2 separate regions of the Homo sapiens genome follow, and region 2 is linked to region 1. The links are chromatin contacts, found by Hi-C or POLR2A ChIA-PET in ENCODE. All regions are on one chromosome and are shown on one strand. Each heading gives the region's core, a stretch centred on a gene start or an enhancer-like site at or near the end of the contact. The rest is flanking DNA. Distances are from core to core; before and after follow the strand shown. Region 1 holds the start of PDS5A (PDS5 cohesin associated factor A). Region 2 has its middle 24 kb from the start of TLR10.

Evidence for each region. A loop is a pair of places that touch in the nucleus more often than their neighbours do. ChIA-PET counts read pairs that join two places held with the same protein, here RNA polymerase II (POLR2A). Pooled maps may share reads with other maps.
Region 2: a loop to region 1 is called in a map of naive thymus-derived CD4-positive, alpha-beta T cell, with 17 times the contacts of the local background. The contact joins the enhancer-like site here to the promoter of PDS5A in region 1. A Hi-C loop is called at or near these places in 2 of 168 maps with a recorded cell type or tissue (PC-9 and naive thymus-derived CD4-positive, alpha-beta T cell) and 8 of 50 pooled maps. POLR2A ChIA-PET finds 5 or more read pairs at or near these places in 1 of 52 experiments (activated B cell).

What each region holds. Positions count from the first base shown.
Region 1 is chr4:39,976,589-39,979,912 of GRCh38, forward strand. It overlaps PDS5A (PDS5 cohesin associated factor A), which reads right to left and starts at 1,323. Exons shown (of 33, transcript NM_001100399.2): 1 at 869-1,323; 2 at 1-29. RefSeq lists an enhancer at 1-570 and silencers at 108-857, 908-1,547.
Region 2 is chr4:38,757,701-38,760,965 of GRCh38, forward strand. It overlaps the pseudogene RNA5SP158. Among named protein-coding and RNA genes, the nearest start is that of TLR10, 24 kb to the right of the region's middle. Within about 2 kb of position 2,016, at least 9 of the 41 ENCODE cell types and tissues checked have a DNase peak (open chromatin) inside an H3K27ac peak, as active enhancers do.

The sequences.
Region 1 (3,324 bases), core at 73-2,572:
ACTTTTGGTTCACAGTCCTCTACCGGCCTCTATCGGTCAGAAAACCAAAGTTCAGCGGGAAAGGGGCGACTTTGTAACCTCTTTTTTCATTTCAAATCTCTCTAATCTGGAAAAGGCCCTGTCTCCCCAGAGGCCGGGGACCCGGCAGCGGCCTCGCCACCCGCTCTTTCCCAGGGATCGAACCCCGCCGGCCCCGCCAACCCGGCCCTGCCAGCCCCAGGCTCACGGGGCTCCTCCGCACCAGCCGCCGTGGCCGCCGAACAGCGCCAGGAGTTTCCCATTCCGCCTTTCACAATGAAATCCACCCCCGAGCACCAGGGTCCGAAGTTTGGCGGCCCCGGGAGGCCGGCAAGGACCCCAAGGCCCCCGCTCGGCGGTGGGGAAGCACCCAGTCCCGCCCGGCCAGTCCCCTCCGGGAAACCAGACCCGAGGCCTATAGGGCTCGGCTTAGGCCGCAAAACTAGGGACCCAGCGGACCCACGCGCAGCGGCGGCTGCCGGGAACAAAACGCCCTTGCCCAGCCGAGCCTCGGACCCGGGGTAGTCCCCGCCGCGCTGCCACCCCTCCCCTGTTCCGCTCCCTCACCCCCGCGGGAGGGGAAAACAAGCCGCCCTCCACCCTCAGCCCCACGCCAGGAAGCGGCTGACGCGCCTCCGCACTTCACATTTTGTTCCTTCAACTTCGGCTGAGGGACCCCAGCTGCTTCTCTGGCCCCCGGCCGCTTGGCGCCTCCGGCACCGCCGAGGCCTTCCCGGCACCCTCGGGCGGCCCCACCGGGCCTCGGACCCGCGGCCCCCCCCTCCAGTCTCCCCTTCCGTCCCCTCCCTCCAGCAGCCTAGGGCGGGAGCCGAGCCGCCGCCGCCTTTACCTCCTCCTCATGCGGGCGGAAGGTGCATCGAGCGCCCGGGCCTCTGTCAGGTGGTTGCGCCGCCGCCCCTAGTCGGGCTGCACACAAAGCGGCTCCGCGGGTCCCGCCGCCGCCGCCGCCGCCGCCCGCCCGCCCGGGAGCGGCGCTGGGGCTGGCGGTGCCGAGGAGGAGCAGCCGCCGCGGGGGGAGACGCGGGGCGAGTGAGCGCTGGGCGGGGAGACAGTGCCGCTCTCCGTCTGGCCGAGGAAGAGCAGCCTCGAAGGCTCCTCCGGGAGTGTGTGCGCTTGTGTCCGTCCGGGACCCCCGCGGCCCGCCCGCACGCACCTCGCGCCGGCCCGGACCGCCGACTCGGACCCGGACGCCCCTCGCAGAGGCGCGCGCCCGGCCGTCCGTGCCCCGGGAGCCGGGGCCTCGCGCACACACCGGCCGGTCACGCGAGCGGCGCGAGAGCACGCGAGAGCAGCGCGCGCTCCTCGCTCCCTCCCCTTCCTCCGCCGGCCGTGCATCCGCCTCCCTCGGGCCCGAGGCGGCCGCGCGCAGGGCGGACAGCGCCGCCACCCGGTTGGCGCCAATACCTGCCGCGCGGGGCGCCTCCCGGAGGACCCGACCGGAGAGGGCGAGAGGAGGAGGAGCCCGGGTGGCGGGAAGCGAGCCCAGGTTCCCGCGGCCTTGCGAGGGCACGCAGGGCAAACAGTGCTTTATCTTTCGCAGCGGCGATGAGCTGGTGACTTTTGGGGGTCATCCTGAGGGACATAGACGAAACTGGTTGGGAGGTAGTTAATTGCTCGGTGAAAATGAACTGATTTCCTCCTCAGGGAGAGATCTGCAAAGTCAAGGAAAGTTGTGCAATGGGGCGCAGCGTGAGCGGCTCACTCTCGGGTCTTCTGACAGCCACCCGAGTTGCCCACCCTCCTTAGATTTCTGAAGTTAATATTTTGAAAGCTGCAAAACATGAAAATAGCATTGGGTCGAGTCGTTCTCAAGGTATGGTCTTTGGGCCACCAGGCCTCACAATCACTTTGGGTACTGGCTGAAAACGTAGGTTTCCAACTCCAAAGATTAAAAAACATAAAAATATATGTTTTTTTAACGTAAAAATATATATGAACATAAAACATATAAAAATATAACATATAAAATAAAACACTAAAAAATATAAAAATATACATAAACATAAAAATCTCTGAGAGTGGAACCCAGAAATAAGCATTTATTAATTGGGTGGGTGATTCTTGTAAATAAGGAAGAGCTCATTTTTTAAAAATGTTTTAAACCTACCAAGCATTAACGTTTTCTGTCATCCAAAGGAAAACCACTATCAGGTAAAAACAGTGCACGCAGCAGTGTTTGAGCAATTTAATGTATGTAATTGAAACAAATTAACGCAAGAACATACACTTACCTATTTAAAAAAAATCAAGAGCATACACAAAATTTCCGAAGAGAAAGTTGAAAAAAGGATACGATAATATGAAATCACATTCAGCTCTTGAAACTGACCACTACCATAGTTTAAAATGATATTCGATTGTTTATTCAAATTATTCTTGATGGGTACCCATTGGTCTATTTTTTTCCCACATCCTTTAACGTCAACTTAAAAATAGTAAAGGTACTGCATTTCAGCTCACTGACTTGTTTTTGACGTATTACACAAGAGCAGTCATTGCGAATCTGACACTCCACAGTTGCTGATTTGCTAGAACTCTGCCCAAAAGTCAATGCTTTGTTCTTGGGCATTTACAGTACCAGGCAGAATCCATTTAAAAGTGTCCTCATCCAAACTATTAAGTGGACCAAAAGCTGCTCTCTTTTTAGGCTCTCCCTGTCACTTTTGATATTTATTTTTTTCTTTTGAGACGGAATCTTACTCTGTCACCCAGGCTGGAGTGCAGTGGCGTGATATCGGCTCACTGCAAGCTCTGCCTCCCGGGTTCACGCCATTCTCCTGCCTCAGTCTTCCGAGTAGCTGGGACTACAGGCGCCCGCCACCACGCCCGGCTAATTTTTTTTTTTTGTATTTTTAGTAGAGACGGGGTTTCACCATGTTAGCCAGGATGGTCTCGATCTCCTGAGCTAGTGATCCGCCCGCCTCGGCCTCCCAGAGTGCTGGGATTACAGGCATGAGCCACCGCGCCCGGCCAAATTTGATATTTCTTTGTGTGTTACATTTAATTAAACAACAATGATTTTATCTTTCATCCTCCTCAGTAGCTTGCCCATTATTAAATGGAGTTTTGTATATGTACATATATTTTATTTTATTTATTTTTTATATTATTTTATTATTTTTTGAGATGAAGTCTCACTTTGTCGCCCAGACTGCAGTGCAGTGGCATGATCTCGGCTCACTACAGCATCCGCCTCCCAGGTTCAAGCGACTTTTGTGCCTCAGGCCCCCAAGTAGTTGGGACTACAGGTGTGTGCCACCATACCGGGCTAATTTTTTTTTGAGA
Region 2 (3,265 bases), core at 766-3,265, 1.2 Mb before region 1:
CTATTGGATGTTATTGGCTTAATTCAATGCAAATTCATTTTCAAGAGTTACTAGATTCATAGTAATAGTATCTTCTTAGGGTAGACTTTCCTAACCAAAAAATACTACAAACAAAATGACTGCCACACGGGAATCTGCAAAATAGAGATCACTATTTTGATCTCACTAAATTGTTCTAAGGTTCAAATGACTAAGTACTTGGAGTACTTAGTGCTTGGGACACAGTAAATATGCAGTAAATACCAACCACTAGCCTTCTGATGATGCCATTTTGTCCCATGAGGGCCTGCAGGAGAGAACTCTGCCAGCATGTGCACTGACCTGGTCACCTCAGTAGCTATATTTCTCACAGTGAACTCACGCTCGGTCTTGAGAGAAGGCCCTCCAACTCTGTGGCTCACCGGCACTGTCTTCCTGTGTCTGGGTAGGACCTAAACATGCACTCCTGGTGACTTAACTCAGGTGCTGCTTCCCAAGGAAGGTCACCTTAGCCACTAGGTGGCCTCCCTCCAAGTCTGTTTGTTGGTTAGGAAAATCTACACTAAGAAGAAACTATTGCTATGAGTCTAGTAACTCTTGAAAATGAATTTGCATTGAATTAAATCTAATAACAGCCAATAACATCTATATATATTCAGGGAAGGCTAGTATAGAGATATAAATTATGTTATCTACCAAGCCTCAGACCACGATTGTGGCATAGATAGACTTAGGGCCTCTTGCAACAGCTCCAAAGCTCTCCCTCCAAGTCTTCTCTAAGGCCAGCATTCTTCTTGTCCTATGGGCAACACATAGTCTAGACAGAGGGTAAGGGACATCAACAGAGTAACAACAAGCAGGTTGGTTGGTATTCGATTTTGCTTTGGAGACGAAGATGGCTTTACCTTACAATAAGCAGTCAGGTAGAGCTGGGGGTCATTTTGAGGGGGAAAATAACCCAAACAGAACTGTGTTTTAGGAGAATTAACCTTCCTAGGGTGTATAGGTTGAAGAATGAAAAGGAGATACTGCCCATGGTCTCTTTTTCTCTCTAGTGTAGCTTTTTCAAGCTAGAAGAATAACTATAACAACTTTCTGAAGTCAGTTTCCTCATCTGCAACTTCCCCCACAATCTCCCATCCAAGACCAAGGTAGCCTGATCCCACTAATCATCAGAGACCAGATGAAATCAGGTGTGTTCAGGATTGTACGGTGTGCCATCTATAAAGCACGTGGGGTGTGTTTCTACACTGGGGGTTCCCAGCCTGTGGGCTAAGAATACCGTGGAGAGCTTTGGAGCTGTTGCAAGAGGCCCTAAGTCTATCTATGCCACAACCGTGGTCTGAGGCTTGGTAGATAACATAATTTATATCTCTATACTACTCTTCCCTGAATATATATAGATGTTATTGGCTGTTATTGGATTTAATTCAATGCAAATTCATTTTCAAGAATTACTAGATTCATAGCAATAGTTTCTTCTTAGTGTAGATTTTCCTAACCAACAAATAGTACAAACAAAATGACTGCCACACAGGAGTCTGTAAAATAGAGATCACTATTTTGATCTCACTAAATTGTTCTAAGGTTCAAATGACTAAGTACATGGAGGTGCTTAGAACAGTGCTTGGGACACAGTAAATATGCAGCAAATGCCAACCATTATCATAAAGCAATTCTCATTCCTGAAAGGTGGGGCTCACTCATCTAGATGATCTCTAAAGCCATGCTTTGTGCCTCTGAGCTTTAATGGCTTTCTACATTTTATGAAAAATCTTGTGATGGGGGCAGACATTCTTTGAGATCTGTTGCTGTTGCTGACGCAGAAAGTGCCTTAGCCTATGAGCCATTCTTCTAAGCTTGGATAGAAGGCGTCCTTGGAAGAGGGCCCATATCTCTTCAATTGACAGTGTGGCCCAGAGAGGCCGCAGTCGGAGACCTCTGGGCACTAACACAAGGGCGGTCTGTTTCCTCCAGGGAGGAATGAACTGACTTCTGTTGTGTCCCACGCAGCTCGTCCACTGCAAAGCTCAGCGAAAAATACTAAAGTGACCTCAAGGTGGCACTGCAACCCAAAATTTCACACAAGGGCACACAACCTCAGTTCATTTTGGGGGGTTTTTGTGTTTTTTTGTTAATTTTTGTTTTTTGATCATATCAATTATTTTTATTATCTTTAGAAATAGAAACACAAAACTTAAGAATTTTGTAGAGAATTTGAGTGACTTTAAGAGTGTGTCCTCAGAGTCCAGTTTAAAAAAACAATTCTTCCGACTTTAAAGTCCTGGAGTTGCAGGAAGTATCCTGTCTTCAGGTGAGGGTCTCAGAGGTGATTTATTCCTGAAGTTGGGTATTTGCAAGCTTTTCAAAGCTTTCAGAGCTATCATCATCAGAGGGCCACAAGATGGAGAAGGCACTCCTTGAAATATCCTTTATTTTAGGAAAATAATTTTTCAAAAATTTCAATAGGTTTTGGTGGAACAGATTGTGTTTGGTTACACGCATAAGTTCTTTAGCGGTCGTTTCTGAAATTTTGGTGCCCTCATAACCCAACCAGTGTACGCTGTACCCAATTTGTAGTCTATTATCCCTCACCCCCCCGCTCCCACCCTTTCCCCCGAGGTCCCAAAGTCCATTGTATCATTCTTATGCCTTTGTGGCCTCATAGCTTAGCTCCCATTTATAAGTGAGAACATGCGATGTTTGATTGTCCATTCCTGAGTCACTTCACCTAGAATAATGGTCTCCAATTCCATTCAGGTTGCTGCAAATGCCATTATTTTATTCCTTTTTAAGGCCTTCAGTTTATTTTTTTTAATGATATATGATAGTTTACATATTTATGGAGTACATGTGCTATTTTGTTATATGCATCAAATGTGTAATGATCAAGTCAGGGTATTTGGAGTCTCCATTACCCTGAGTATCATTTCTACGTGCTGGGAACATTTCATGTTCTCTCTTCTAGCTACTTTGAAATATACAATACATTGTTGTTAACTAGAGTCACCCTACTCTGCTATTGAACACCTCCCCCCGTGCAAAAAAAAAAAAAGGATTGTATTGCTCAGTTCATTTTTAAAGCCTTCTTTCTCAAACTTTACTGTGCATAAAATCCAGCCAGGATCTTGCTAAAATGCAGCTTCTGAATCAGTAGGCCTGGGATGGAGCCTGAAATTCTGCATGTCTGACGTCTCTCAGGTGATGCGAACGCTGCAGCCTGGTTTTAGCTGGAATATAGCTTTCAGCAATTCTCTGCTGTTGTTTCTAATTAGGGACAGGAGTG